Regions from separate parts of the Homo sapiens genome. Here all the other regions are linked to region 1. A link is a loop called in an ENCODE intact Hi-C map of the cell type or tissue named here. Cell type or tissue: IMR-90. All regions are shown on one strand. Each heading gives the region's core, and the rest is flanking DNA. Links, peaks and the distances in the headings are about the cores only.

Region 1 (8,149 bases), core at 1,708-6,707:
CAGGCAGCCTTGCAACTTTAGCTTAATGCCCTGGAGGTAGGAGATAAGCTATCAAACGGTTCAAAGGCAGTTAGGTCCCCTAATATGTGTTTTTGTCTGTGGTAAATGTATTTGCTTTCACTCTTTAATCTGAAAATACTTATCAGCGAAACAGCAGCCATAGAGTTGGGGCAATGGCAGATTAACAATGGTTTTACAAAAGGGTGTGTTGAAGTTTCCGTTCTGTAGTAACTGCATTCTTTTAACTGCTAGAAATGCCCTTTCATAACCCAGAGACGTCTTAATCATGTCTCCTTAAAGCTGTAGGATTTTCGATGAATTAAATATCTCATCATTTACTGCACTCACCAAACCTGAGGAAATTATTTTTGAAAAATCAAATCGAAACTGTGTTATATGTGAGCATGATGTTTATTTCAAATGTACAGCTCTACTGTCCTTCTATATTTAAAGAAAGATGTCTAGCAATTACAATAACTTGACTCAAGAATCAAATATTTAGGGCAGCAAACTGTGTCTATTTCAGGGCTTGCAGCTGACGTACATTCTTAGGATATACAGGATAAACACAGTATTTCATTTCAAGTTCCTAAAAAGGGAAGTGACCATGAGCAGGATGAAAATGCTTTGTTACCACACATCATATGCGCTTGCAGCTAGCTGGAGTTTGGGCAGCTGAACTGGGCCATTAATAAAAGTCTGACACAGCCTGTGACTGAAGACATTTAAAAGGTTAACATATTTCAGTCTTTCACAGAGGCATCAAGAAATGTACATCCATAGAGTTATTAATACATTAGTTGAGCCTGTAATTATTATCCTAATGGCTCTTATCAAAAACAGCAAGAGGTAGGCAAGAAATGGATAATTACAGGATGAGCAGAGGGAGATGGCCTTTTTTTTTTTTTTTTTTTTTTTTTTTTTTCAAAAAGCTTTCCATCAGCATAATGACCAGAGTATCTGGGACTCATTCTGAATTGCATTAACCAGATGATGTGATTATTAAGTAACTTACTTAATTAGCTCTGTTCACCAAAGGTTAGTGCAATCCAGCTTCCCCATCCCTCCCCACTACCTGCCCCAGGTAGAAGCTGCCCTCCTTCCCTTCCAATAAACAGCCATGCATCCTCTTCGACCAAGCCTGAAAGTATCATTGTTTCCATGACATTTTCCTTAACTCTATGAAAGGAAACTGTCTCCCCATCCATCCATCCATCCATCCATCCATCCATCCATCCATCCACCTACATAATTTTCTATGTCTTTCCAAAATGGATCTGAGTTGGCTGTCAGCGGACCATTTACTAAAATAAGATTTTTAAAAATCTAGTGATAAAAATAAGGGAATAAAGAGAAAGTAAGAGAGAGAGCAGAGAAGAGACACTCTGGAGCACAGTCAGTGTGCAGAATGAATGCCATATGGTTCTACAGGGTTACCACAGATTGTACCCACATTTGTCTTTTCTCTCCTTTATAGCTAAGACAAAGAAAAACTACATATATTATCACTTGTAAAGTCAACTGGTCCTTAAGGCAAAAATGAACCAGTGGCTGAGAAGAAGCACAGCTTTTCTTTTCTTTTTTTTTTTTTTTTTTCTAAAATCAAGATACTGCTTGTCCCACGTCTTCATAGGGCAGCCACCATGTGAAGCTGTGCATGTCACCTTCCATGGTGTCCCCACCACCGACACAGTGGCACATTTCTTAGGGCTGTCTGGGGGCAGCTGGTGGCATAACATTAACTTGAAAACCAGTAAAGGAAAATTAATGAAAGACCAAAATGGAAAAGTCCCTTAGTACCTTTGATTATTGCAGTTTAAGCAATTATTGTAGTGTTTCTTGTTTCTTGTTTAGTTTTCTATCTTTGCGTTAAGTCAATTCCTTAAGACAAAAATAATAGGATTTTATTCACCTGTGAATCTATAGAGATGAATAGTGCCTGGAACTGTTAATATTTCTCAAATGAATTAAATAATGTGCTGTAAATACAGGATTTTTTTTTTGTTTATCGCTTTGCTTTTTTTTAATTAAAGAAAATGCCCTTTCTTGGAGTAATCCTAAAAAGTTGAGAAGGTGGATTAGAATAATCAGCAGAGAGGCCTCGGAGAGTTATCCCGGCAGAGAAGCCTCGGGGAGGTGTCCCGGCGGGGGAGCCTCGGGGAGGTGTCCCGGCGGGGGGGCCTCGGGGAGGTATCCCCTTTTTGCTGTTTATGTTTATGGTGCCAGCTCATGCAAGGGATGCTGTAATGGTTAATTTTATGTGTCAACTTGTCTGGGTCACAGTGCCCAGATATGTCATAGAACATTATTCTGGATGTTTCTGTGAGGGTGTTTTCGGTGAGATTTAAAATGCTGGACTTTGAGTAAAGCTCATGGTGCTCCACATTTATAAGTGGGCCTCAACCAACCAACTGAAGGACTGAATAGAATGTAAGACTGATAAGACTGACTTTCCCTTCTCCCAGCAAGAAGGAATTCTCTGGAAGACTGTCTTTGGACTCAAACTGAAACTCTTTCCCGTTTTCAGCCTGCCAGCTTCCCCTATCAAATTTTGGACTCTCCAAGCCCCCACAATCATCAGAGCCATTTCTTAAAATAAATCTCATTTTTATATATCTACATCTTCATCCTATAGTTTCTGTTTCTCCAGAGAACTAATAAAATGCATCCACTCACTGGTCATCTGTAAGGAGGCTACACTTCTTTTTTTTTCTTTTCTTTTTTATTTTATTTTATTTTATTTTTTTTGAGACGGAGTCCCGCTCTGTTGCCCAGGCTGGAGTGCAGTGGCGTGATCTCAGCTCACTGCAAGCTCCACCTCCCGGGTTCACGCCATTCTCCTGTTTCAGCCTCCCAAGTAGCTCATACTACAGGCGCCCGCTACCACGCCTGGCTAATTTTTTTTTTTTTTTGTATTTTTAGTAGAGACGGGGTTTCACTGGGTTAGCCAGGATGGTCTCGATCTCCTGACCTCGTGATGCGCCTGCCTCGGCCTCCCAAAGTGCTGGGATTACAGGTGTGAGCCACCACTTGAGTGTCCTCTCTTGCCTTGACACATCCCACGTTTCATCCCAATCATCACAGCCGCTGCTGATAACTTTGTAGCATGTGGCTGAGAGTCTTCTTTGGAAATGCAGCAGATCCATTGTAAATAGGAATCCAACTAATGAGAAAGCAAGACCATGGAAAGCCAGAGCCATGAAGGCGTGGAAAACCAATTCACTCAGTCCTGCTACTCCTGTTTCTTGCTCTGAAGAGAGGCCTAGGAGTGGCTACTTTAAGCCGGAAGTGCACAGGCTTTGCAGTCGGGCAAAGGAGGATGCGCAGTGGCATTTAAGGACCGATAACTAGGAGTTGGAAGGGTATCAGGCCATCCCAGGGGATGTTACAATGGAGAGAGGTAAACATAAAAGCCACATGCGTGGCTTTTTACCCAAGCATGGCACTAATTAAGAACATGGAACACAAAAACAATCTCTGGAATTTTACAGGTTTCAGGAGTGTAAGTCCCCAATTGATGAGATTAAGTTTCTACCATGTAGCAAAACAGAGGTTTGAAATGAATATTGCCCATGTACAGAAAATACAATTACATTCTTGCAAAATTGATTTTTTGCAGGCTGAGATTAATATCTGCTCCAAAACTTAATATTGTAGAGTAAATGGTGACACATCATTAGTACTTAGATTACATATATTAACATATTAATATAGATGAGTATCATAAAATAACATACTTATATATAATGGTAAATAAGAAAAATATAAAGCTGAGTGACGATGTAGAATAAACCACTGGTTCTGTGGGCAAACAAAACTGTATTTGAATCCCAGATTCATGACTTGACCCGGGAACTTCAGGCAGGTACTAATATTTTCTTAGGTAGTGGTTGCATTTTAATCTGTAAAATGGAGACAATCTTTTGACCTTGGAGGAATTTTGTCAGAAATAAATTTGATTAAAAATCTAAATCATTGAGTCCAGTTTCTGACCAAATAGTGCTCAGCAGATGGTGTTTCCTGGATTCTGTCCCAGTGTGTAAAATATGTATGAATGAGGAGGACGCCTGGAAGGAAATAAATAAAACCGAAAACACATTTGTTGGGGTGATGAAATGATGCATGATTAATTTTTCACTTTTCAAAAATTTCTGCAATGTTGCATCATTCTTTTAACAATAATATATATACTATATATATACATACATATATATATACTATATATACACATACATATATACTATATATATACATATATACTATATATACACATACATATATGTACGTGTGTGTGTATATATATATTATATAATATATAATATATATAATATATTATATAATATATAATATATTATATATTATATAATATATATAATATAATATATATATATTATATATATAATATATAATATATATAATATATATAATATATATAATATATATATAATATATATATAATATATAATATATATAATATATATTATATATAATATATATATCTGAGAAAGCTTTTCACCAAGCTCTACAGTCCACAAAGTAAACAGAGGAATGTGTCAGATAAATTTGGCTTCTCTCTCTGACCCTGCTGCCTTACACAGAGAGGGGCGGAGCAACGGGGGAGCCCAAGCACTTCCTTTTTGGTTAATCAGCCTGACCCACTGATTGCGACACTCCAGAGCCTCATGCTTTTCTCAGCCTTTAAGTATCTTTCTGAATTGCTGTCCAAGGGCAAATTTTTCCTGTCAAACAGACCTGCAAGGTTGCTAGGCACATACAAGGAAAAAGAGATTCTGGTTACTCAATACTTGTTTTGCAAAGTCTGTTTAAAAAAAATTGCATCATATCTCATTTGATGATTGTGCAATGCAGGGTGGATACCTAAACTGAAAGTTAAGTAAGACTGAGCTGTCGGCACCTTTGCAATTGAGACATCCATTTATACGCCAGTGGAAAATATTCAGTTGTTATTAGTTTTAAGTAAAAAAAAGGGGGATAAAGCCAATGAAAATAGACCCCAATGCTCCCTGCACAGATAAAATACACACAGAAAATTTCCTATCCTGTTTCTTCTCAGGTATTTGGTACATTATGCTCCTGTGATGAATATAAATAGGATTAGTCTTTGGATCCTGCCAATTCACCTGGGGTTGTCTTTTAGTACAAAGAGTACCGATTAGGGAATTGCCCAATCTGGATGCAAATCCTGATGACTGGCAAATGACTTAATCTCGCTGAGTGGGATTTTCTTCCTCTTTATGATGAGGATGGTAATAGGAAGTCAGAAATTAGTGGAGAATAACTGTAAAGGACTGAGGCTATAGCCTGGCATGCATAGGGGATCAATACATATTAGTTCCCTTCCAACTCTTAATTTTCCTCATCTTAAACTGCTCGCCGTAATGGGTCCTGTTTCATGCTCACTTATCAAACATCATTCCGCCCCAGGACCTACATTAATACTTGGGGTGGGGTCAACAGATACAGGGAAGAGTCAGCCATGGGCACTGCCCTTCACATGCTCACAGTTTATTGGTAGAAGAGGCACATCTGTGAGTGGATTCTGGAAATAGCAGATGGCAGGGCATCATAAGGGAGAAGTTTATGGAGCCTGGGGAGGCAGGTATGGAGGGAGATTGAAGAAGGAGAAATACTTCTACACTCAGAGGTGCCAGAAATCACTGTGCAAGAGCTGGGCTTCCATCTAATGGTGTACTATAAGCAAAGCACAGTCCTAGGGAATTTGAGCTGTGTCCCTAAAAACAAAACCATCAGCTCATAGTCTGTTTACACAGTTGCTTCTCTAGTTGGTGTTTCTCTAACTTTGGGGCATCATTCACCCTCTGCAAATGTCCGTTTCCTCAACCTCCAAACATGGTCAACATTCCATGCTTCTTGAGTATGTGTTCTGAGGGAAGAGTTGGCAGTGCAAGAGAATGGGACAGGATGGGGAAAGGGAATTAGTGTTCAGTGATATAATTGACATGAAATTGGTTAAATATAAAATCTTGGGAAAACGTGAGACATTATTATGGTGCATAATTACATGCTTAATACAAGAGATGTGGGTTTTGAATCAGACAAAGGACTCAATGTTTTGCACAGATTCAACACTGGTACTTTGAGTAAACTGGATACTTCTTTGTTGATCTAAAGGGAAGAAACAGACAATCCCCAGTCGAGAGTTTCCACAAGCAGTTGAAGTGCATTGCTCAGCCGCAGCTCATTCCCTCACCCAGCACATGCTCTGTTACACTTTCTACTGTCTTTGGCACAGAAAGTGCACACACATATTCTCAAAGGGAAAATGCCATGCAAATGACACATTTTTCACAAGATGTGGAATTTCTTGTGTCTGTGATAGGCCTGAAGGCTCAGAGATAGGTACGATTTTTAAAATTGTTGTCATAGAACAAATAAACTTGAACTGAAGCCTCTATCCAAACACACCTGACACCTAGAAATTGGGAACCTTTGGCATCAGTCCAGCAATAGCAGTTTTTTGGGTGCTTGACGGCACTTTAAACTCAAAGTTAATTTAGCAAGTGTGTTTCCAGAAATGACAGAAAAGGACTGTCATAGGACTTTGAAATTTTAACCTGCAAATTTCAGATACGGTTGTTAATAGAAAAATTCTTATAAAAGTAGCATAATAATCCTTTTAGGGCTTAAATTTTTTTATTCAAAATATCAAATGATATTATTTATAGATAACATTAACTCAGTCATTCACAAATACTAGAGATATTTGTTTATTTTTCCCCATTATTATTTTATGTATTCAATCTTTTTTGTCTTACTATGGCTTTCTTGATATTTATTTTATATTTTGGTTATAACACCACAATGATTTATTCTTTTCTTTTGCCAAGTTGTTCCAGCTTCTGCCGCTGGGAACTCTTTCAGTTGGTTCCTGTGTTCCTCTAAAACACCCCATCAATGTGTGTGTGTGTGTGTGTGTGTGTGTGTGTGTGTGTGTATTAAGCATTTCTACTTTCTGGCATTACAAGATGCTCCAAGCTCATTTTGTGCATTCCCTACTCCAGTGCTAGAACCAGCCATATCTCCAAGAAGCCCTGGTTCTTTTTCTTCAAGAATGGTTTTAGAGGCCAGGCGCAGTGGCTTATGCCTGTAATTCCAGCACATTGGGAGGCCGAGGCGGGCGGATCACGAGGTCAGGAGATCGAGACCATCCTGGCTAACATGGTGAAACCCCATCTCTACTAAAAATACAAAAGAATTAGCCAGGCTTGGTGGCACATGCCTGTAGTCCCAGCTACTAGGGAGGCTGAAGCAGGAGAATCGCTTGAGCCAGGGAGGAGGAGGTTGCAGTGAGCCAAGATTACGCCACTGCACTCCAGCCTGGGTGACACAGCAAGACTCCATCTCAAAAGAAAAAAAAAAAAGAATGGTATTAGAACCCCAAATCTGGGCACTAGTTATACTCATTCAATTGGGGTGTCATTGTTTCTACACCCTCTTGGCCAACAGAGCAAGGAGACGTACATGTGTATACCAACCCACTTATATAAACATATCTGTATATATTTCTACATTTAACTATCTGTATCTATACTAAGCTAAACATGAGTTTGCACTCATGTCTCCAACTCTAATCTATTGCCACATGGATGATTCTAGCTTTTTCCTTTTGCTTGTCTACTTCAACAGTTAAAAAACGAGGCCTCCACAATCCACCATCCATTTACCAATGGCTCAATTTTTGTATATATTTATAACTGTATCAGTATTATTAACCTGTAGCCTCACTGGAAACTACTTTATCAACTAGAGTATAGGTCTTATGTACAGTTGCTTTTGCCTTTGTTCTTGTAGTAATCACTCATTTCCAAAGTTGATTAGGGTAGCATCTTCCTTCACCTTCCCTGTAGCCTTCAGTGAGATTATCTCATACATTTGAAATACAACTAGATTATCTTTGTGACAGTCTGCATTTCCTGCTAGAACTAAGGTTGCTGAACCAACCTCCTATATGATTTCTTTTTCAAAATTGTATACATTCAGTTCCATTCTCTGTGCTGTGAATTTCCATGGGTTTTGATCATACATAACGTAAAATAGTCATCCTTCCAGTATCATACAGAATAGTTTCCCCTACCTAAAATATCCCCTTGCTTTATTTCTTTAACCC
Region 2 (8,149 bases), core at 1,593-6,592, 79 kb after region 1:
TGAAATGAAAACATGTATACTTTTTGAAAACAATTGTGATATCTTAATGCTCATTTTAACAAAACATACATAAAATTTTCATATAATTCCAATAAGAATTTCATTTTTTCAGTGATGAAGGAAAAAGACAAAGATTTCTATAAAAAGTTCTTAAAATTCCAATGCAATGGGATAATAACACAGAGTAAATAAAACTGTGATATAAGAAATTACTGTGGAAAGATTTGTGCTTTTGATGTATTAAAATAACACAAAGTTTAAACATGTTATTTGGAATATAATAATGTCATTTATGCACTTGAATATAAATGCATAAATAGATCAGTGAAAATAAATAAAATCCAGAATGTGATAATCTAATTTATTTCAGATAAAATTTTAATTGAACTGAAAAATGATTTTCTGTTTAATACATTGTACACGAAACACACTGAAAAGATATTTCAGAAAATACCTTTTAAAAATTAAATTCCAAAAAAATTATAAACTGTTATGAAAAATCAATAAAATAAAGCTCTGTAAGTGTAATCTAAGTGTGGTAAAACATTGTAAAAAAGACCTGAAACCTGAATGCTTAAAAAACAAAATAAGTAATATGACAAAAAATAACATGAAATATGAAAATTGATATACCAAAATTGGGAAAAAATTAAATGGCTATGTCAGACAAAATGATGAATTTCCATAAATGATAAAAAAGAGACAAAAAATATAGTCAAAGAATAAATTAGGCAATCATAGAAGAGAAAGCTCTAATTGTCAATTATTATATTTAAAATCACTCAATTTTCAAAGGTTTTCACATCTCTCATCAGATTTATTCCAAGTATTTCATATTTTTGATGGTATTTTAAATTTCTTGGGCATTTAAAATAATTCAAAAATGAGACTTTTCATCTGAAAAAGTCTTTAAACTTGTAAATCCACATGGATATTAATTTTTAAGACATCAAGATTATAGTGACAGGAAATTTTACATGGTTGGTTTATTACAGATGATTTACTGAGGAATAAAATCCTTAATGTGTAGGTAACACAGGCAAAATTATTCAGCAAAAACATAAATCTTTTTTGTCATACTCACAAAGAGTTGTTGGCTTAGTCTTTCTTTTCCAGTAAATTAAGGAATTCTCCACCAGATCTGCTGAGATACGTAGCATCTCAGTATCCTTGATCTATCCAGATACGTAGTATCCTACTGGATACCTAGGTATCCAGTGGACATGCTGAAGTAACATCCTGGAAACACAAGAAAGTTGACTTTTCTCTCCATTCCAAAATATCTTCCATAAAAGCCTATTGGCAGATGACCCTCAACTTCACTGAGACTCAGTTTCTCATTTGCAAAAAGGGAATGGTAACAACCTGATATGTCTTTTGTGAGGCGTAAGTCGGTGATACAATGTCTGAGTCGTATGGCACTTTAGATGATAAAATACGGAAAACAGTACTTTTCTGCTAGATGCTGGTGAATTTTCTTTTAATAAGACATCCGTGAGAAGGAGAAAACCTCCAAAGCTCATGATGGTTTGGCTACCTACTCAGAGAAACTTGGACATAATCAGTATGAGGAACTAATGAGAACAGGAAAGGCTTACTGTGCTTATATCACGTAACATCTACGTGTCATCAAATCCATTGACAGGGCTTTTTCAGCATAAACTTTGTCAGTCTCTTAATCTTGGCTCTTCTACATCAATTTAATAGGGTTGTCTTAAAAACAAACAAATGACAACAACGAAAAAGCCACAACAGATGGTTTATGAAATTGCAGAAGGCTGGAGCAGAAAGAGAGCCATAGAAACAATCTGACCACATTCATCCATTGTAAATGTCACCTATAGCTTCCCTGTCAGGATTACCAAGGATCTCTGTTGATTACTTCCAGTGATAAGAAGTCACTTATGAGACAGGTCATTTTATTTTAATTATCAGTTAAATAATCATTCAACTGAAATCTCCTTAATTTTCCACTCTATGGAGCTACCTAGAAAGCATCAAATTTTACTTTCTCTTGGCAGTTCCCTTATACTTGAAAACGGAATTAGGGTCCCCATTCAGTTTTCTTTCTTCAGTTAAATGTCTCCTTTTCTTTCAGTGTTATCTCCTCATTTGAAGTAGTTTTCTGGTTTTATAATACTTAACATACTAGTTGCTCTTCTCTGGATAAATTCCAAATTGTCAATTTCACTTTTAAACTTTTATGCTCAGAACTGAGTAGGATATAGCTGCTGTACTCGATGCAGAAAACTCATGCAAAAAGTAGCAGTTTTTCTCCAGTGGTTATGCTCAACTGTTTTAATATACTGCTTTGTCACACAGTCATGCCTGGGGCAGTTCAAGATCCTTCAGATCAAGACCTGGGCTCTTCTAGGAAGTAAAATACAAAGGTTTTACTGCAGAGGATACCTCTGACAGAAGTCTGTCTTTCTCTCCCTCCTTTGTATTTTAAGTTGCATTTTGTAGATAACTAAGTCAAAGCACTATTCAGCCCCTGAATAATAGAAGCAAGCCCTCTAAATAATAGAATGCATTAAATAAGAATTCCAAACATTTTATACATATGACACTTGGAAAGAGTTTTCCTGAAAGTAGCCTGAACTGTTAAAAACCTTGGTTCTAGCCATAATATTGATGATCTGTTTGAACTCCTGAGTCATACAATCTCTCATGTAGGTTAGGCTGCTAATATAATACCTTATGGCATCTAACAATGACAAAAATCATTTTGCAGTTGAGTCAAGCTTAACCATACCATGGGCAGGTAAGTTTTTATTTAAAAAAAATTTCCTACTTGAGTGCCCATCAATTCCTCTCTGCCTGGGTTATATTTGTCTCTTTATATTTTTCAATATAGTTCCCAAGAGAAAATTGATCTTATTTCCAGTTCCTAATGAAAATATGAGATTTTAAAAAACTGTAATGAAAGGTTTCAATTTATAGAGGGTGTGTTCTCTTCCTCAATCTGGAATATCTGCAATACCTTCCCTCAAGTGAAATGTTCAGCTTATTTAGAGGATATCAGGATGGTTTGCTATTTCCTGTGCCTCATGACTGCATACGTATTTGCCATCTGATATTTAATAAAGCCATTCAAGGACCATGACATTTCGTTGGATGGCACAGTAAGGAAAGAAGTCTGATGAGACCCAAACATGCGTGGCAGGAATTGGAGGAAGGTACAAGGAAAGTATCTTTGCTTTTGCATTTGGGAGATTCAAAGAAGCAGGTTTTTTGTTTGTTTCTTAGAAAACAACAAAGTTGTCTCTCCCCCCTACTACACAGAACCACTTTCAGAGAAGACTTTCAAAAGCTTCGACAACAACAAAAAACTAAACTAAAACTAAACAAAGGCTCCCCGGCTACTAGAACAGGGTTTGCTTCATCTTCAAGCTGTTCTTTCACAGCCATGTCCTAGTTATGACAGTGTGGGAAGTCGGAATGACAACCACCAAACCAAACTGGTCTCTGTCTTCACCTTCTCACAGAAAAAAAAAAAAAAAGCCCCATCTTGGAATGTGCTCTGAAGATTTTCTCGTCTCACTGTAGCTAGGAAAGAATTCACCCCAGAGGCTAGAGCAACATGCTTGGCTAAGCTTCCCACAAAACCAAGGACTACTTGCCTTAAAGGTTTTCCTTTCATTGGAATCGCTTATGCATATGTCATCACTGACTCATATCTCATAAACATGATTTACAAAAAAAGCTTGTCAGCTGGGTTTTATTAAATAGTAAATTAAAAAAAAAAACCTGCATCCAGAATATCCAACAAGCTCAACACCCACAAATTCACTGGCTCATCTTCCAGCATCATGTGGTGGTTGATAAGTCTGAAGAACACACACACACCTCATCAGCTCCCATCAAACTCTCTCTGCACCCACGGGAAAAGCTCCACATTCATAGAATTCCTCCCACACATGCCTGCACCCCATCAGCACAAGCAAAGATGAGGATTTACTCTGTGAGTCCAAAGAAAATAAATTGCTCCATTTATACATGACACATGAAAGAAAAAGTCATGCTTATGTCAAGCTAGAAATACACTTTTTAAAAGACAAAATTGTTACTTAAAAAAGGAAAAGTGCTTTGGCTCTGGAATGCCTGGTGGGTGCAATAATTCAATTAAAATTCATTGTTCTGACTCTGGCAAGTATTCATTTGTTCACCAATATTTTAGAGAGATCTATTCTCATTGGTTCTTCGAGTTCATGGAAAGCTTCATGTCATCTTATTGGATTGTCTTGTATTTTAAATGATTACTATATAGGCATCCTGGGAAGATGGAAAGACATTAAAAACCCTAAATCCTAGGCACATCTTCTATCTACTTTACAAAATAGTGTGTATGAAATAATTCAACAGAAGCCAAGGGTATGGAATCCTTAGTAAAACCTGAAATAAGTGAACAAAATTATGCCTTTCAGATTCTGGAAGGCATTTATATACCTTTCCACACCAGTAGTCTGGATTTAAACTGTGATGATAGGAGATCTAGGATTTATAATGAGACCAGTTTAAGTTATTGTGCTCATGATGTATTTTATTAGAGTAGCACTACTGATGACAAACATCTTTTAAAAATGGATAAAGGCAGCAACATGACAGAAGTTTGTTTTCAGCTCATATAAGCCTTAAGAATTGTTTTCTTCATTAGTGCATGACTTTCCTTCCAGTTGTGATTCTGGGACCTAGTCTTCTGTCATACTGTGGCTCTGATATCTTCAATATATGTTTTCCAAAACAAATTATCCAAGGCATCTGGGTGAATCTGAAACTAAAGGAAAGAGCATAGGAAATGACATGTAATCGACTATTGTGGACCACCATGGAAGTAGCACTTGCCACTTCTGTACACATCTCATTGGCCGGGACTCAGTCATGTAACCTCACCTAACTTCAGGGAACATTGAAAATGTCTCCTAGTTGTGTGCTCAGGAGAAAAAGAGAGTGGGTTTGGTAAATAGCAGGCCAATTTTTGCTACTCAAGGAAAAGAAGAAATTCCCATTCTACCATCTTTCCTCTTGTGTGAGAAGGCATGACAAGGACCACAGCTCATCCGCATTGAGTATGTAGCAGACATTTAGGGGAAACTTTCGTCAGTGATTCCAGAGACTGTTTTATTTCAGTTCCTCTCCAGAGAGTTCTCTTAACATGCAGTAAATATCAAAAATGGAGCTTCTGATAATTGTACCATGGGCCAGGGCCTTGGTATTCTGAATAATAATTACTAAGGCATTCTGTTCAATTGGGTTTTAAAGATCAATTGTATCTGAGTTGCCACATCATGGAAGGTCTTTCGATGATTTTTTTCACTGTGAAATCTATGTGCATTTGATCATGTAGACGTCCATTCTTTTGTTTTTCCATTCCTTTCAAAAACTAAATTGAGACAGCTTACAAAATAAAATTCAACAAGTAAATGGTAGACCCAACACCTTGAAAAGGGAATATTATTGGTAGTAAAATTAAATGAAGCTGGGGGTGAGGGTATTACATTTAATGTATATATGCGTCTCTTTAAAAGAGAGGGATAAAGTTGAGGGTTGTAAATAAGCTCATTTAATAGTGGCCAAAGTAAAGAATGCGACCTCAGACATGGGGCCTGTAATTATCTTTCATGCTGCCCTGATGTGCTCTTTCCTTCCAGGGACTCCCACATTTCCCTAAATCCATTAACAACAAGAACAGAATAGAGGGGAAAATGCTTGAAAAGAATATTTAATATGAGTGATGAAATCAAGTGCTAAATTTAAAAAGAAAGGAATGGGATGGGCAATTATTATAGCAAAAAGAGAACAGGAAAAGTGAAAAGCAGAGAAAGAAAACTGGCAATCTAACTCCTTTTTGACTAGAAACAGGACACAAGAAGCAAACTGCTGGTGGTGTGTGTGTGGGGGGTGTTTAAGCAAAGATGTCAGACTCCCAAGATTAAACTAGTGAAGAATGGGAAGGGAGAGGGAGAAGAGGCAAAATGCACAAAACTCCATAAAAGGGAGCCGAGTGTCCATGTATTTGAGTAGATGGATATAAATAGAACATCACAGTATTCGGAATGTTTGTGGAACTTCTTATGATAACAACGAGCGTCCTATTTTTAATAGGATGCTTACCTTCCAAATTCTATCAAAACATAACAGGAAATAAATATTAACCAAAGTACCAAAAGGCATAGTAAACATGGAGTGCATTATTGTATATATCTACAATGAATGTCTTAGTACAAAATGGGAGTTCAACTAAAAAAACAGAAATGGTTCAATAATTTATGGTGCATTTTCTGAATAAAATACTATGTAGCTATTAAAATGAATAACGTGGAAACACCATAGCAACAAGTCTAATTGTTTATTACATAATAGCAATAAAAAAAGAAGGGTCAAGAGGATATGTGTGTTATGATTACAAGTGTGTAAAAAAACCGTGGACAAGAAATAAAAGGAAAGATTGCGAAAAATATTATGTATTGAAGATCATGGAGATAGAATTTTTATTTAAATGGTCTAACTGGAATATTATTATTTCAACAAGAATAAATAGAGACAGAGAGACAAAAATAAATACTGTCCAGCATCTCTTAGTGTTTGACTTAGCAAGGGTGTCTGGAAGTGTTGGGGGGACCAAGTTTGGAGCATTACCATGGATTGAAACTGTTCTCTGCTGAGACTGGGATGAACATGCACAGAAATGCCCTGGCCAGCTCTGCTTATGTCTTTGTCAGCCAGGCTGACACTCCCTTGCTCAAGTTGCAGAGAGGTCCACATGTGGTCAGTGGTCCCAGCAGGATGAGAAGCATCAAGGTCCTCCTTGCCCATCCTTGGCTCTTGTGGCCATTCCTTCAGCTTCTGCCTCAGCTTCTTCTCATGCCAGTATCAATGAAGGAGATAAATTATGTCCTCTGGGCCTCAGTTTCCTCCTGTGTCAACCTAACAGCCTGGGTGAGGATTGAGGGGAGTGCAGTACTCTCTAAAGGAGAAAGTACCATTAGGTACAGATGGGAGCTGCATGCTCCCACCTTGCCACTGTCCTCCTTTTTTTACTTCTCCTCTGTCTCTCTCTCTCTCTCACACACACACACATGCATGCACCAGCATTTATGCACAATCATGCACTCCTTCTGCTCTATATATCCTCAGCTCTGTCATTAGTTAACACAGGTTGCTCCCTCTTGGCTCCAAGAAGGACGTGCTATTATTTCTGCTTGCCAAACTCATCCTTCAAGTTCCACTGACACCTCCTTCATTTTATCGGTCTACTAACCACTTGAAATGAATGGCTTTTTGTTGTTGCCATTTATAGGACAGAATACTTTAGCACTGTGATAAGATTATCTGTCTGGAATTTCAGAAATCCCCATATACCTGGAGAGACTGATTAACTAAGGAGATCTCTGCAATAAAGCGCTGCCACAGGTTGGTCACCATGGGAAGCCCTCTCAATGTTTCAAAGCACTTTGAGCAATATTCATTTTATTATTTAAAATAAAATATTTTTAAAAATATTATTAAATGTATTATTTATTATTAATAGCATCAAAACTCAAGGAGTCAAGTAGAATGGAATGCATTTCTATAATAATTTTATAAATGAGAAATAGGAGGCCCGGATATATTGCAAAACACACTTAAGGTCAATATCTATTCAGTGGCAGAACTGGGAATAGAATTCAGGACTGTCTGGGCCTCAGTCCTAAGCTCCCTGAAGTACACTTGTGTTTCCCTAATGCTGATTATTACGGCTCTACGAGGTAGGAGGTTATGTCTATGTTAGTAGTTCTCAAACTGTAACAAGTATCAGAGTCACCAGCTGGTAGGCCCCACTTCAGACTCTCTGATGAGTTTATGATTCTGCAGATTTGGGGTAGGCTCTGGTCATTGGCATTTCGAACAAGTTTCCCAGGCAATGCTGATACCGCTGATCACTTTGAGAACCACTCATCTCTATAAATCTTTGGAGTTGCTTCATATAAACTATTGGCCAGCCAATTCTACCAATTCCTTCTGCATAAATGACATTTTTAAAAAATGCCATTATTCCAAATTGCAATGGTGCTATACTTTTCCTAGTCAAGTTTCCCAACTTACAAAATGCCTTCGGATATTGTGGTTAATGGAGTGTGTGGTGGGGAAGGAGTTGCCAAATGCATGG
Region 3 (8,149 bases), core at 2,141-7,140, 350 kb before region 1:
TTAGAAAGATTCTTTTTCCTTTTTTTTTTTTAGAGACAGTGTCTCACTCTGTCACCCAGGCTGGTACGCAGTGGGATGATCATAGCCCGTTTCTGCCTCAAACTCTGGGGCCCAAGTGATCCTCCCACCTCAGCCTCCCAAGTATCTGGGACTACAGGTTTCCACCACCACGCTGGGCTAACTTTTTATTATTAGTTTTTTGTAGACATGGGGCCTCACTGTGAGGCCCAGGCTGGTCTTGAACTCCTGGCTTCAAGTGACCCTCCTGCCTTGGCCTCCTAAAGTGTTGGGATTAAGGTCTGAGCACTTTGTAAGCTCTGAGTGATGGTGGGGGCAGAGCAATGGTAGGGGATGAAGATGGACAAATTGCAAAGACTCAAACACTGATGGGCTTCATATGCCAGGCATGGTTTTCTCATGAGAAAAGAGGAGTGGCTGAAGAGTGGAAAGCTGGAGGGTGAGGTGTCATTCACGTGTTCTCTAATGACTCTTGTGCCTTGTGCCTGTTTATAAGGATGGGTTTGAGATGACAGAGGCTGGAGGGCTCTACCCCACGGAAGACTGTTGAGTTAGACAAGATCATAGAAGACAGTGGGCTGCACCAGGGGACTAGTATGAAGGACTGAGGATGGTGGGAAATCTGTGAGATTTTTAGGAAGGGGAACTGGGCTTCTTGGTAATTTTTAGGAATACAGGCAATGGGGGAAAACATGGAGCCTCAGTTGCTGCCTAGGTTTCTAGAATGAGTGACTGGTAGAGAGTTGAGCTTTAAGTGAGAAAACTGAAAGTAAAAGAGAGGCACATTTTGGTGGAAAGACTTTACGTTCCCAGCCCTCATAAGAGCTGGGTCATTAAATGAGGAATGCAATCACTGGATTCAGACTCTGGCAAACCAGCAGGATAACTCTTGGATAAGACAGGAACCTTCCTGGATTTCCATTTCCAAACTCATAAAATGGTCGCAACACCATCCTAATCCAAAGGGTTGTTGAGAAAGTAAACAAGGATGAAGCATATGGGAGCCCAGGGCTTGGCACGAGAGGACTTCGTATGTGCTGGTGAGTCTGAATCTGAAGAATCATAAAGATTTCCCAGTGCCTGGTTTGTTCAGTTTGGGAAACTCATGTGAAAGGAGAAGAGTTGTTCATATCCTTCCTCATGCATGCACTCACTTGTTCATTTATTCATTCATTCATCCACTTGGTAAGAATTTATTGAAGGCTTTCTGTGTCAGGTGGCCTGACAGTGAAGATTCACTTTGGTCAGACAAGGATTCCTTTGGGTGCTTTTTGGATGCTGTGTCCAACCCCTTGTCAAAATTACTTGGATCATATCTGTAATCTTGCTCCAGAGAAAGGGTGCAACTGAGATGTCCCTCAGAATCCTGCAGGCCGTACATGACCCTTCCCTTCCTGTGGCCGTGATGACACAGCACACTGTGTGGTGACTGGTGAGCTAGCATTTCTTCTCATGTTGAATAAAATTCATGGGTAGACAAATTATAATTAATGGTAATAAAAGTAATGCTAAAATTGACTGAGTATTTTCTAATGAATTGCACTTCACATCAATGATCTCAATTAATTTCATAAGGTAAGTTTATTTTTTCCCCAGCTTTATTAAGGTATAATTGACCAGTCAGAATGGTATATATTGTTCAGTGCGATGTTTTAATACATAGATACCCTGTGGACTGATTAAACCAAGCTGATTAACATATCCATCACCTCACATACTTCTCACTGTGTGTGTGTGTGTGTGTGTGTGTGTGTGTGCATAAGAACATTTAAGATCTACTCTCTTAGGAGGTACGTCTAGTTTTTCTTAGTTTATAGTTGAGGAAACTGAGGCTAAAATAGGTTAACTATTTTGGTTAAAACCGTACAGGAGCTGTGACGGGAACCCAAGTCTGTGTGAGTGCAACTTCTATTATATTATCTGACAGTGTATTGTAATTCAGTAAAATACTAAGTTAGCAGGTTGTCCGTGTTTCCATGTGTTTAGAAGGAAACTGTATCTTGATCTCCTTGGTTGGCGTCCGTTTCCTTCTCTGTATCTGCATTCTGTCCATGCATCTTTCCCAGGGTACTTCACTCTGTTCTCTTGTTCAATTGGCTTAATTCTCTGTATCCCTCCTTAGAATAGGAGCTTATGGAAGGCAGGGGCCACATTGTACAGTGTCGTATGTCTCAGTGACACTGCTAATGATGTGCCAAATGTACGTATGTATATATGAACTGCAGACTATAAACTTTTCTAGCAACACAGCAAAATCTTTCTGCTTTTGGTACAACTAAGAACTTTTATATATGACTATATTTTAATTGATATCAAGTTACCTATTCAGGTTTCAAAAATCTCAAAAGCTGTCTCGTCTGAAAAGGCTTCTGATGCATGATTATGAATTCCTTTATGCTTCTACATCGGGGCCTGTACTGCTCCACTATTTACTTTAAACAATTGTAATTCTGTATCCACCTCTTTCCACATGTCTTGAGTCCAGAGCCCTTTAAATTGTATTTGTGTCATTTTATTTTCTTGCTTAGCACCCTTGGCCAAATATATTGGACTCTGTTACAGCTTCTCCATCACTTTCTAGAAATGGAATGATAAGAACTCTACCGGGTCATGGTGTCCAGTGGCCAAAACTTGATTCTCAAGCACCTGATACATTTAAGCCTGTAAAGTCGAGAGAGAAACCATCTAGAGTGTTGTCTGGAAAGTCAGACAAGGTCAGTAAGCAGAGAAACAAACCATTTCTAGCCAGCCTGCCAAGGCCAGGAGTTTGAAGCGTAGTCCTTGTGTTCTGAACAAGAGAGCGGGAGAGGATAGAGAATCCAGGGCTTCGAACAGAGGAGGCTCGTGTGGATGCCCCAGCTCCTGACCCTGACAACAGTAATTTTAGGCACACCATGTAACCTCTCTGCTCTGTGCATTTGTTTCAATTTGCTTGCCATTTCTTTTTTTTTTTTTTTTAAACATGGCTTGATATTTTTTCTTAAAATTTTTTTTGAAACAATTTCAATGTTACAGAAAAGTTTCAGATAAAATACAAAACAATTTTTCTCTAAAACGTTGTCAAATAATTTGCCAATATTTGAAAGAGCCAAATAATGATGCCCAATGCTATTGGAATATTTTACTGTGTTTTCTACAAACCAAGGCATTCTCTTATAAAAATACAATCTAGCCATCAAAAAAATTAGCATTAATGAATTGGTATCATCTAAACTTCAGACACCATTCAAGTTTTGCCAATTTTTCCCAATGTATGATTTATTGCAAATGGATTCAGTTCGGAAATACCTGTTGTGTCTAGCTCTGTCTTCTTCAACTGGGAACAGTTCTGAAGTCGTTCCTTCACCTCCCACACTTTGAGACTTGGAAGTTCGCAGGAGAGAGATTTGATTGAAGGTCCTTCAGCTGGGTTTGTCTGATCTTTTCTCATGATTGGATTCATGTTATGCAGTCTTCGGCAGGCCCAATGACTACCTAGTTTGCAGGGCTTGTTGCAAATGTGGGGAATCCTTGTTCAAAAACGAGGGAAAAATGTGCTGGTAAAGGCACTGGAATATAAAGCTTTTTGTTTTTTTCCACTGTCTCTGTCTGTCATGGTGTTTATTATTTGTTATTTAACATCACATTCCCTCTGACTCCTGGATACTTGTGGTGTGAGAGGAGATACTACAGTCTCCTAGAGGTACCACCGTGCAACTTAGGGCACTGCCATGCCTATCTCCAGCTACCAGCCACACCTCTTGCCTTCCCACCAGCCCGGCATCCCGTTCCACAGTGTACAGATGAGCCCCCAAGGGTGATTCTGCACTGGGTACCTGAATCAGGGATGGGCGAGAGGCTTCGTGTCCACTGAATTGTCGCCAAATGCCCCATAGCATTGCCCGGGTTTGAGCGCATAGTAGGCATTCAATAAATACTGGCTTTCTTCCATAGAGCACGTAGAGCTGGAAGGTATCTAAGATCTTCACAAGCCCAAACTTCCCCCTGTAGAAAGTGGGAGTTGAGGCCCAAGGAGGTGAAATGAGTTGCAGATCTGGAGCTCCCGACTCCAGGTCGGTAATGCTGAGTTCTATTCTCTGCCTTTCTCAGGTGCTGGTTCTCTGGTGCTGGGAGTGAAAATAAAAATGGTGTACCACAGGCCATAGATGAGACACTTGAGCCTCCTACATAGACATTCCTGCAACACAACTATTCATCACTTGTTCAGCTAACACCCCTGCTGTGTTAGGACACGGAGCATCCAAACACGTGAGCGTGTGTCCTGCTCACAATCTATCAGTGAGAGAGAAAGGAACTCATAATGACTTCGGCTAGGCATTTATGATTTTACTTTTAGTTTTTCTGGCAGTCACGGAAGTGTTTCTATATTTATTATCATTACAACTCTACAGGGCAGGTTTTGCTAACCGGTTTTACAGTGGGAAACCTATAGCTTTAGAGATTTAGGCAAGGTACACGTAGAAAATGTCAGAGCTGGTGGGGTGGAGGGTGGAAGTCTGCCTGGTTCTGCCTCGAGGGCTTGTACCGGCTACATCCCGGCTTCCTCCCTGGAAGAGCCAGCAAGACTGGGATAGAAAAATGTTGTCTCCGGCTCGGCGCGGTAGCTCATGCCTGTAATCCCAGCGCTTTGGGAGGCCGAGGTGGGTGAATCACTTGAGATCAGGAGTTTGAGACTAGCCTGACCAACATGGCAAAACCCCATCTCTTCTAAAAATATAAAAATTAGCCAGGTGTGTTGGCGCATGCCTGTAATCCCAGCTACTCGGGAGGCTGAGGCAGGAGAATGGCTTGAGCTCAGGAGGCCGAGGTTGCAGTGAGCCAAGATTGCGCCATTGCACTCCAGCCTGGGCCACAAGAGCAAAACTCCATCTCAAAAAATAAAAAAGAAAGAAAAGAAAAATGTTGTCTCCGATGACTTGTTCCCAGGGAGGCAGCCCAGGAGGTCTGACTAAACTTGCTTCCCTCGGGCTTCCCCAGCACCCCAAGGGGCCGTCCTTCCTACCCCCAGCCCTGTGAGTCATCTTCATTGAGTTCCAAGAATCCCCGCGCAGCTGTGCAGCTGTACATTGCATGCTGACACTGAATGAGCAGTGACTGGACGCTGCCTTCCATGTGGGACACGAGCCTTCAATGCCTGATAAAGCCTGAAAGCCACAATCTGCCCTGGAAACCCAGCTCCACCCTGCTTCCACTACATCAGGAGGTGGTAGGTTCAAAACTGCATTCAGGGCTGATGAATGAAATACGTTATTAAAGATAATTCTTCCGAAAGCAGAGGTAATAATCCCAGCATTAACATTTCTAATTTAATTCAACCCTGATTAAACTTTTTCTTTCAGAAGGAGGAAATTGAAAGTGTGAAACACCAGTGGGAGGAAAAGGTTCCTGTAACAAATGTGGTTATCAATGGGAAAGAAGCTTTCTAGAGCTTATATACGGGGCCGAGTCATGCACACTTCATCATACTCACCAGGTGGGACTTGGAGAACAACCTATGTCTTATATAGTCAGCTGAACTCCAGCGTTCTTTCCAGAGAGGAATTTTAAGAGGTTAATTTTGATTTTAGTTATCATGTAACATTTCCCTTGGCCCTCCATGCTATGCTTGTCTTTGCTGGGAACCTCGCTGTTTCCTCTGTCCTTTGAAATCATAATTGTTTGGTTACCTCGTCTTCTTCCTCACTAGTCAGAGCCCCTCAAAGGCAGCGATAATGATGTAAGTACCTTTATATCCTCTAACTGAGAATAGTGCCTGGCATGGAGAAAAAACCCAATACATGTTTGACCAACCAATGACCGATGGGGCTGATCAACTTAAAAAGCTTTTGTGTTTTCATTTACCAACATCCCTATATGCTCCAAAACAACTTATTCATTTCTTGGTGTGAGAGCAAAATGCTTTAGCAAAGTACTTTGAGGGGAAGTGGAAATGGAGGTTAAGAAAAAAAGACCAACCCACTGGGAATAATAAAATGCAAACTTATATCTCCTGGATTTCAGAATGAAAGGTGGAGTTTCAGATCCCATTTCCCATATGAAATTCTTCGCTTGCTTTTTCTAATAGTCAGGCTAAAAAGGAACTTTTCACAAAGGAGGTATTTTTCTTCTTGGCCTGGAAAATCGATTCCAATGTTAATCTCGCTCCTTGGAATGTCCTCCCCCACCCTTTTCCACCTAGCAAAATACTCGTCTTTCACAGCCCAGCTCAGATGTCAGCTCTTCAAATAATAATAATCATTGCTAATATCTGTCATGCATTAACTCTAGGATAGGGGCTGTGCTAAGTGTTTTATAGAAATTATTTTACTTGCTGTTCACAAATCCCCATCAAATCAGGACTATGATTTATCATAAACTTACAGATGAGGAAGCTGAGGCCTGTAAGGTGGTGTAATTGCCCAAACTCGAGCTTGGATTTGAATGTGGGAACCTTAACTTCAGTTGTGCTTTAACCATGAGGACACTGCTCCCTCTGAAGCCTTCTGCAACTTTCTCTAGCCCTGCCCTTTGTGGAGATCCAGCACTGGCCCTGGCCGACACGTAATCCACACACTCTCAGGGGACCACCACAGCCTCTTTTCCCCCTGGCTCCAAGCTCAGCACTAGTGAACATACCTTAAGCACCAATGCCAGGTCGATCTTCTTTGCATGCTGAACTCCCCAGCCTTGAGGTTGCTGCCCTTATAGTTTCCTTTGCTCCATTCTCTGCTGGGCCTCTGCCCATCTGACATCGTACACATTCTGGTATTTACTTTTCTCAGCCTGGCTCTGCATCAAGAAAGCAGCCTCCTGTCTCGTGTTCTCTTCCTAACATAGCATCAAGGGTGGAACACACACATACTCAGCACTGCATTAAGAGCAGAGATGGGTGGACTTTACTTTTCCTCAATTCTTTGGAAGTCATATTCCAACACAGTATTTTCATGCATTCTGTCAAAACACTGATGTAGAACTGCAGGGAGTTAGAGCTCATGGTAGCATTCAAGGGTAATTCTTCTGCCCAACCCTAACTTTTCTGACAAATAATTGCTTATTAGTCCAGATAAGGGTTGAGGGTTCATTTTCCTTTTCTTAAACCACATTTTCTTCGTAAGAGACTCTTCTTCTAGATGGTCTCACAATAGATATATTTGAGATTCTCAGGAATAAATGCATCAGCACATTAATCGTATTTGACCAAAATGCTCCTCAGGACACCATCATGAGACATAGACAGGCAAAGCAAGAGAAAAGTCACCCTGGGCTCTGTTTTGCTGTCTCCATTGAAGACAAATATTAAGCATCCCTGAAATTCATGTCAAATTTTACCATATTGAGAAATAAATGGATAAAAGGGTACTCTTTTCAATAAATATAACCGTATAACTTGCACAATCACACGTACTTGAATTTTCCCATCTCAAATGCATTATATAAGCCGATCTTTTTTTCCTGTACATACTCATGCCACAGAAGACAACACAGAAGAACCATAAGACAGTGACAATGGTTAAGAAAACTGATACTTGGCCAGGTGCGGTGGGTCACATCTGTAATCCCAGCACTTTGAGAGGCCGAGGCCGGTGGATCACCTGAGATCAGGAGTTCAAGACCAGCCTGGCCAACATGGTGAAACCCCGTGTCTACTAATAACTCACAAAAAGTTAGCTGGACATGGTGACACATGCCTGTAGTCCCAGCTACTCAGGAGGCTGAGGCAGGAGAATCGCTTGAACCCGGGGAGCGGAGGTTGCAGTGAACCGAGATCGCACCATTGCTCTCCAGCCTGGGCAAAAAAGAGCGAAACTTCCGTCTCAAAAAAAAAAAAAAAAGAAAAAGAAAACTGATACTCACTTACCAGCTGTGTGTCTTTGAGCAATACTTAAACTTCCCATTTAAGTCTCAGAGTTTTTATTGGAAAAGTGGAATTAGTAATAATAATATCTATTTTATTGGGTGCTTGTAAAGATTGAATGATTTAACGTGCTCAGTATCTTATTATCACTACTAATACATGTTAGCCATTATTATGACTTAGTAGAGTTAGCACTGGATTGGGAGAAAGAAGACCTAAGTCTTATCTCTGCTACTCACCAGCCAGGTGGTCTTAAATCAATCAAGCTGGACCTAAAAGCTCTCCACAATCTGGGGC
Region 4 (8,149 bases), core at 1,652-6,651, 280 kb before region 1:
TCCTTCTGGGGCTTGAGGAGTTCGTCAACAACATTTTAGTGATTCAGTAATGAGTTGCTGGTTCCCTAGAGGCGAAACAGGTCTCATGCTTCCCTAGGGAGGCATGAGACTACCAGAAGATAGTTTCCTATCTCGTACATCATCTCTTGATTTTACCATCTGACCTGTTCAGTTTATCTTTGTATGGTTTCCAGCTCCTAATTGCATACCCTGGCATGACCCAGCCACCTCCATTGAGCCCTTCATGGCACATGACTGTACCTTCCGGCTGTTTTCAGGCTGGTGAGAGAGACCCTTTCATATTTATCCTCTTGGTAGCACAGTCTTCTCTGCAGCTGAAGATAGAAGCCAGGGTAGTGATTCTAAGTGACACTTCAGATGTCACTCTTCAGCTACCTGAGATGAAAAATTGGGATTCCTGTTTCATACAAAAGGAGCTTGAAATTGTACCCAGGGTATGGGAAGATGCCAAGATGGTGGCAGCTACTGAATGCTGGGATCTTATAAATAAATAGAGGCTCAGAGAAGTTTCAATGACGCAGCTGGTACGTCAGGGCCAGTCAGAGAGGGACTTAGGTCGGTGTGATCTCACATCCAGTGCCTCTTTGTTCATCTCAGACCCGCTTCTGAGGCCAAACCAGGGCAGTGACAGCAGGAAGGAAGGGGAGGAGTGGTTCCAGAATTCCTTGTGGTATGAGAGGCATGACGTGCCACACAACACGTCTCCTAATGCTGGGTGACTGTGAAAAAGCCTCTAACTATTTTATTGTAAACCCCAGCAAATGCCAGGGCAACCTAATGACTTGGATTCTCCACAAAGAGAAAGCTTTTGGCACTGAGACAAAGACCTTAAATCCTCCTAAAGTTAAAATGAGCCCTAAATTTGCATTTCAGCTCCCTTCTTTGATTCTTTAGTGGTTTAACTTTGAAATGAAACACAAATTTCTTGGGGGATTTTTCTAAACTGGTTGCAAAGACCAGATGACCAGCTTCCCCGGCTCCTGTGTGTTTAGACCCTGTCATCACAGCCTGTGTGTCCGTCCCAGTCCCACTGCAGGGACTCAGGCAAAAATAGTAAGTGAGGTCAGACCTCAAAGGAAAAAAAAGCCCTTGTTATCTAAACAGAAGGAATCAAATCATCTTTTAAGTCTAAGGTTAAGAAATGCCTTACTCCTACTTGGATCTGTGTTTGTGGATGAATTACTTAATCTTTCATTCATTGGTACACGGGCTCAGAATGTCTTCTGCGAGCCGGATGCCAGGGAGGATGAGATGTGGGCCTGGACACAGCAGGTTTGCCGTGAGGCCAGTGGTGCTTGAGCTTCAGGGTACCTCACCACGCTCCTGGCCTCTTCCAAGGCAGAGGGGCCTTGGTGATGTGGCACACGGTCTTAGGATTTTGTAAAACACTTATATGTAACACTTAAACGTAAACACTCCCTCAAAAGACTTTAACTTCCATGAGACCTGAGCGCTCTCTGGTCCTTTCCCATGAGAAGCCTGGGTCTTGTGGGAGAGACATTCATTCAAACAAATGAATTCCCAAGCACATCAGAGGCACTAAGGTAGAAGTCAGGCAGGGCACAGTGGTACACAAAGGAGGGACCCCTGACCTGCTGAGAATACTGTTCCTACATCTAGAGCTTGGAGTAGGGTTCCGTCCTGTTTCCATGCCAACTGGGTGGATTGCAATTCAATGCTGATCCAACTACCTGGAGTTAGCGCAGGACTCTACATGTCAAAGGCTTAGGCCTCCACAAGACTGCCCTGACCAGATGCCAGCCACACTATGGGGGTCTCCAGGCCATTGCACTTCTATCCAACTGGTTATAAATTCAAGGGCTCCTGTATTAGTCTGTTCTCACACTGCTCTAATCTGTATTAGATTAGACATATGGAATCTAGACATACTAGACACTGGGTAGTTTATGAGGAAAAGAGGTTGAATTGACTCAAGTTCTACATGACTGGAGAGGCCTCAGGAAACTTATAATTATGGTGGAAGGGGAAGCAGGCACATCCTACATGGCGGCAGATGAAAGAGAGAGAGAGAGAGACAAGAGGTAAGAGCCCCTTATAAAACCATCAGATCTCATGAGAATGCACTCACTATCATGAGAACAGCATGGGGGAAGCTGCCCTCATAATCCAATCACCTCTCTCCCTCCACATGTGGGGATTACAGGCCCCTCCCTAGACATGTGGCGTTTACAATTAAAGATGAGATTTGGGTGGGGACACAGAGCCAAACCACATCAGTTCCCATGACCCCCTCAGGTTTGATAATTTGCTAGAACAACTCACAGAACTCAGGCAAACACTATACTTTATGATTACAGTTTTATTATAAAAGGGACACTTAGGGAAAGTTCTGGCAGTGTGTGAACTTAAGTGCAGAGCTCCTGTGCCCCCTCCTGTGGAATGGGGGTGCATTGACCTCCTGTGGAATGGCGGTGCATCGACCTCCTGTGGAATGGGGGTGTATCGGCCTCCTGTGGAATGGGGGTGCATCAACCTCCTGTGGAATGGGGGTGCATTGACCTCCTGTGGAATGGGGATACATTGACCTCCTGTGGAATGGGGGTGCATCGACCTCTGCAGCACATCCATGTGTTCCCCGGCAGAAACCCCCCTGCCCTTCCCGGTCCTCCTCATCAAGCTGTGTGTGTTTGGCAGAGCAAAGATCTGGGGTTCTTGAGCTGGAGCTCTGGCCCCTGGGTGACATCCCCTAAGCTCCTAGTAGCTACCAGTCCTGCTGGATGCCCTGCTCACATCTTGGAGTTGATTAAACTCAAGAAAATAGGTGGCTTGGAAAGAAAAACCTCAGGATTCCCCTCTCTCTGGCCACACTGAGCCTCAAAGCTGATATGGCTCTGCTGGGGTTGGTGAGGGCAAGAGACCTTTTGTGCTGTCACTTTCCTTGTCCCTTTCTAGTACTGAGAGGGGAATGTCTAGGTAGTTTCAGCTTGACGTGTGCTCATACTCTCTCTCCCTGTCTCCTTCCCACCATCCACTGGCATTGGAAAAGAGTGAGCTTTTGGTCCCCAGTTGCCATATACTCTTCCCCTCAAGCAGCAGCAAGCCCACACCTTTGCTGTCAGAGGAAGAATTGAAGAGGTGGCTTTAATAGGTGAACCTCCTTACCCAGCACCCCGTTCCCATGCCTGTGATCCTATCTTCCATGCCTGAGGCATCTGTTTTTAGTTTTTAAAATTAATGTTTTAATTTAGAGATAATTTTGATTCACATGCAATTGTAAGAACTATTACAGAGACCCTGTGGTGTACCCTTAACTCAGTTTTCCCTAGTAGTAACATCTTGGACAACTATAGGAGAATATCACAACTAAGGCATCGAGATTAATACAGGCAAAGCATAGAACATTTCCATCATCACAAAGAGCCCTTCTGTTGCCCTTTTGTAGCCACACTCATTTCTCTTCCATTCCTATCCCCTTCTTAACCCCAGTAACCATTAATTAGTCTGCCATTTCTATGAAGAGATCCACTGTAAACATAGGTGCACAGGTTTTTGTGTGAACTTAAGTCTTTATTACTGTGGGATAAATAGAGGAATCCATTCCGTAAGATGTTCTAACATCCCCTCTGGAGGATGGACACTTTGTAGAACCATGGCCAAGGTTAAGTACTTAGGAAAACAACAGGTAATACATTAAAAATTTAGATATTGCCCTCTCAGACGATTATTAAGACATGTATTTGCCCATGTTAGAAAATATGATGAAGATATTTTTCAGATTGCATATAATAAAAATACTATGTAAACATAATTATAGAAAAAATCATTTGCCATTTAGTACTACTTTCCAAGCACACATAGGCAGGAATAGATCCAAAATCCCTGGAGAGAGTGAAGCTGGTAAGTAAGAAAGATTTATTTTTCACATGTTGAGGGGAAGTCCTCACTGCTGTGCCTGGGCTGGTACCATCACACTAAGTGTCAGAGAGTGACGCCAAAGGAGATGTTTTCCTTTCAGAACTCTAATCACTAGTGAATCCCTCCCTCCCTTCCTTCCTTCTCTCTTGCTCTCTCTCTTCCTTTCTCTCTTTCTCTCTCCTTCCTTCCTTCCTTCTCTCTCTTTCTCTATAACTCTGTTGTCTATCATCTCTGTCCATCTCTATCTGTCCATCTACCTATTTATCTATCACTATCTGTTAATATATCTATCTGTCTATCATCTGTCTCTGTCACTCTATCATTCTATCTATCATCTATTTATGTATCATCTATATAATCTACCACTATCTATTATCTATCTATCTATCTATCTATCTATCTATCTATATCTATCTATCTATATCTGTCCCTCTATCTAATCTATCAATCACTCCTACTACATCTATCATCTATCTATCTATCTATCTATCACTATTTATCTATCTATCATCTATGTAATCTATCTTTTTTTTTGCAAGTTTGAAGGACTGAAGGAGCAGAGGGAGAATGCTCCAGTCACCCAGTGCCCACTAATGGCTGGGATAAGGACTACGCTGGGCAAGAACACAGGCATAAATGTGAATAGGATTTCATCCCTGTGGAAACTCCTTCCAGAGGGGAAGTGGGTCTCTCTCTGGGTCTCTAACAGCCTCATCTCAGGAGATAGTGACTGGCTTGTGTCTTTCTTCCTTTCTTGGAGTCCTAATCCCTCAAGCATTTCTGGATACTGAGATATTTCAGACCCAACACATCTAGCCCTTTCTCAGCTCCTTTAGAATTTCCTCTTTCCTTCCACTTTTTTAGAGATAATATGTGGATAGAAAGAGTACTGAAAAAGACTTAACCTTCTGGTCTCCTTACATCCTCCCTTCCTGAATTGCAGGCAGTACAAAAGTCACATTCCAAAATGATCACAGGACCAACTGCTCAGAGAAAAGTGATAGGTCAGCATTTCTGCATGGTAGCTGTCACCAAGTGCAATCTATCCTTATGGTATTTATATATTTTCGTTGAGGTATTATTGCATCTAGTAAAATACACAAATCTCTCAGGTCCAAAGCTAGATGGATTTCTTACATCAGTGTGTACGTTTGTAACAACTGTTCAGTCATGATATAGAACATTGTCATCATCCTGGATGGTCCCTCGGGCCCCTTCCTACTCTGTATTCACCCCCTCAAGGTTAGTACTGCTCTGATTTCTGTATTCTGGCTGAGTTTTATAAATTTAGGTTTAAACTATGGTTAACAATTTATAGCAGAATGCATGTGCAGCAACACATAAAAAGAGGAAACATTTTAGAGAAATATAAAAATGTTAGATTTAGTATTTGATGAAGTAAAAAAAAATTTGCAAATAGATGAGCCGCACCCACTAGGAACCCATGAGGCAACAATGACCTAGATGTACAGATAGGAGACCCTTGGTCCAAAGGTACACGGAAGGAAGACATTTTCTAAATTACCTTTTGGGTGTGCACTTGTTATTCATATAATCCCCAAACATCAGAGATGGGAGAGACTGAAGTCAGCACCTAGGTTCATCTCCTTTCTTTATAGAGCGGGAAACCAAGGCCCAGTGGAGCTACGACATTCACACAGGCCTCAGAACATGTTAATATCAGCACTGTGACATTACACTGTCCATCCTTCAACAGTAGGACATGGCTGTCTCTTCTGTTTACTTATCAAAGGATTAAAATAAAACATCAGTAAAAATTGAGAGACTTGGACTGTTATGGGCTGAATTGTTCTCCCCTAAAGTTGATACATTGAAGTCCTAATTCTGAGTACCTCAGAATGTGACTGTTTTTGGAGATGGGGCCTTTAAAGAGGTAATTAAGGGAAAATAAGGTCATGGGGTTGTGCTCATTCAATAGAACCCATGTCGTTACAAGAAGAGGAGTTTGGAATGCAGACATGAATAGAAGGAAGACCATGTGAAGACACAGCAGGAAGACGCCATCTACAAGCTAAGAAGAGAGGCCTTAGAGGAAGCCAGCCCTGCCAACACTTTGATTTCAAACTTCCAGCCTCTAGAACTGTAAGAAAAATACATTTGTGTTGTTTAAGCCACCCAGTCTGTGGTACTTTATTATAGCAACTCCAGAAAACTAATACATGGGCTGACAAAAGTAGCTGGTGTCTATTTGCTTATTCTATGTGTTCAATTATACATTTACTGAGAACCTAATATGTGCCTGTTACTCTGGGAGATGTTGCACTAAGGACTTTAAATATATTAACTCAATTAATCCTGAGCACAGACCTCTGAGGTAGGTATTGCTATACCCATTTTATAGATGAAGAAAGCAAGGCAAGACAAACTGAGAGAATTAGTCAAACTGACACACCAGCAGGTGGTAGAGTCACAGACATGTAAACGTGGGCAGTGTGGCCTGACAGAGTGAGTTGTGGGAGACAGAAGTCAGCAGGAACATGGAAGAGAATAATTCTCCCAGAAAAGGAGTGGAGATTTACGGAAGAGGAACTGAGGCTTGAAAAGTGAACAAGAGAGAATGACCGAAGGCGGTGGTAGTGGTATTTCCGTTTCAAGGCATGCAAAGAGGCGTGAAACAACATGGCAGTTTGGGAGAATTGTAAGTAGTTGTGCATTCGTTCAAAGAGAAGTGTTGAGTGAGAACACAGGGGCCAGATTACTAGGGTCTCGTATGATGAACTACTCTGGATGGAAGTGATCCTCTGGGCACTGGAAGACCCTGAAGAGGGTTAAGAAAGAGTGATCAGATTTGAATTTTATAAAGTGTTCAAGGAAGTGTGGCAGGGACTGCGGTTAGAGGCACACAGCCCATTTTCCAGGATGGCAGTGGTCTTGGCATGAGAAGGGTGAGCCAGGACTGTGGTCAGCATCTCACAGGGGATGAAGAAAAAGGAAAAAGTATCTGATGCTGAGAAAACAGAAAACGCAAGACTCAGTTTGCAGCAGATGAAGGAGAGAACAGGTCCAGAATCATTCCCGGTGTTTTGGATGACTTGACTAGGAGGCTGATGCCAGAGTTAGAGACAAAGTGGGTGCACACTCTGGGATCCTGGGTCCCATCGTGCAGAGGCTGCTGGCTCTCTGTAACCTGAGCTCAGAAGGATGGTCTGGAGGGGAGGCAGGAGAGGCATCAGTGTAGAGATGGGGACCCAAGCCAGGACAGTGAGTGAGAGCCTACAAAATGCAGAGGAAGTACAGCAGAGAGTTGGGGCAAGTTGGGGCAAAAATCTGGGTGGCCAGCAGCATACAAGAGATGTAGAGACAGTGGAGTCTGGAAGAAAAGTCTGGAAGGAATGATCTGATACACAGGAGGAAAACAAGATATGAATAGTCCCACCAAAACCAAGGGAGATGCTGTTTATAGGAAGAAGGTCTCTAACATTAGCTGCTGCAGAGACATGCCAGATGGTGAGGGCTGGACAGGTCTGGGCAGTGGCTCTATTGGAGAAAGTGAGCTGCAAACCAGGTTTCATCCTTAAAAGGAGTGTTTTGTCTTTTGTGATTGACATGATTCTCTGACTGATGTATCTAATTCATGATTTTTTTTTTCACAAATGCACATAGAGCTTTCAGTGTTACCCAGGTGAGCAATGCAGCAGGCAGGCTGCAGGCTCACATGTTGACACTCAGGTTCCACATGAGTACATGAATGTGACACAGCATTTCAGAACAACAAGAAAAAACGTGAACAAAATGAAAGAAAGAACTCCAACTGTCAATTTGATACTCAGAATTTAAAAATTCCCCAAATCTTATTAGAAATCAATAAAACTATGCCTAATTAGATGTAATGCGTCTTTCTTTTGAGAATGTAGGTTCATGGTCTCGTGGAACCAGTTCCTCCTGGTTTAAACAGAGTTATTGAAATGCAGGAAGGATGCTGGATGTCTGTGCTTCTTTTTTCTGAAAGGAACCTCTCAGTCCCTGGGTGACCCTGTGCTAATGAGTCTCCACTGGTGAGTCATCTCCCGGCCTGGACTCAGAGATGCTATCAGTTTCATTGAAGTCCCCACAGTCACCTCGGCTTCTCCAGCCTGCAACAGCTACAGGAAGGCCATTAGCTCAGCCGTGTGCCCTCCCTCCCCACACCACCCCAACTTGTCCCTCCTCTAATGTAATATTTGCAGACATGCCTGGCATTCGTTCCTAAAATGTATTATTCTACACACAAACACCCTTTGATCAGCTTGAC

What was found. A loop is a pair of places that touch in the nucleus more often than their neighbours do. Peaks named below come from ENCODE experiments on the same cell type or tissue, not always from the same donor. Only the 100,000 strongest peaks of a DNase experiment are listed, where the experiment ranks them.
Region 2: it touches region 1 in a loop (4-fold over the local background); 3 of 110 quality-filtered maps call a loop at or near these places.
Region 3: a loop joins it to region 1, with 4 times the contacts of the local background. A loop is called at or near these places in 2 of 110 quality-filtered maps.
Region 4: it touches region 1 in a loop (2.0-fold over the local background); 2 of 110 quality-filtered maps call a loop at or near these places.

Annotation. Positions count from the first base shown.
Region 1 is chr2:12,451,776-12,459,924 of GRCh38, forward strand. The region is part of intron 4 of MIR3681HG (MIR3681 host gene); the gene reads left to right. The region is part of intron 1 of LOC105373431 (a long non-coding RNA gene); the gene reads right to left. Among named protein-coding and RNA genes, the nearest start is that of MIR3681, 260 kb to the left of the region's middle. In IMR-90, for the core only: no CTCF peak of the experiment used is centred there; a DNase peak (open chromatin) is centred at 4,706; H3K27ac peaks cover 1,751 bases.
Region 2 is chr2:12,531,201-12,539,349 of GRCh38, forward strand. The region is part of intron 4 of MIR3681HG (MIR3681 host gene); the gene reads left to right. Among named protein-coding and RNA genes, the nearest start is that of TRIB2, 180 kb to the right of the region's middle. In IMR-90, for the core only: no CTCF peak of the experiment used is centred there; DNase peaks (open chromatin) are centred at 3,621 and 3,901; H3K4me3 peaks cover 396 bases; H3K27ac peaks cover 913 bases.
Region 3 is chr2:12,101,461-12,109,609 of GRCh38, forward strand. The region is part of intron 2 of MIR3681HG (MIR3681 host gene); the gene reads left to right. It overlaps LOC105373433 (a long non-coding RNA gene), which reads right to left. Exons shown (of 4, transcript XR_922808.2): 1 at 8,092-8,149; 2 at 6,634-6,865; 3 at 3,834-4,124; 4 at 3,096-3,527. Among named protein-coding and RNA genes, the nearest start is that of MIR3681, 94 kb to the right of the region's middle. In IMR-90, for the core only: no CTCF peak of the experiment used is centred there; a DNase peak (open chromatin) is centred at 5,051; H3K27ac peaks cover 464 bases.
Region 4 is chr2:12,169,253-12,177,401 of GRCh38, forward strand. All of the region lies in intron 3 of MIR3681HG (MIR3681 host gene), which reads left to right. Among named protein-coding and RNA genes, the nearest start is that of MIR3681, 26 kb to the right of the region's middle. In IMR-90, for the core only: a CTCF peak has its summit at 4,493; no DNase peak of the experiment used is centred there; H3K27ac peaks cover 79 bases.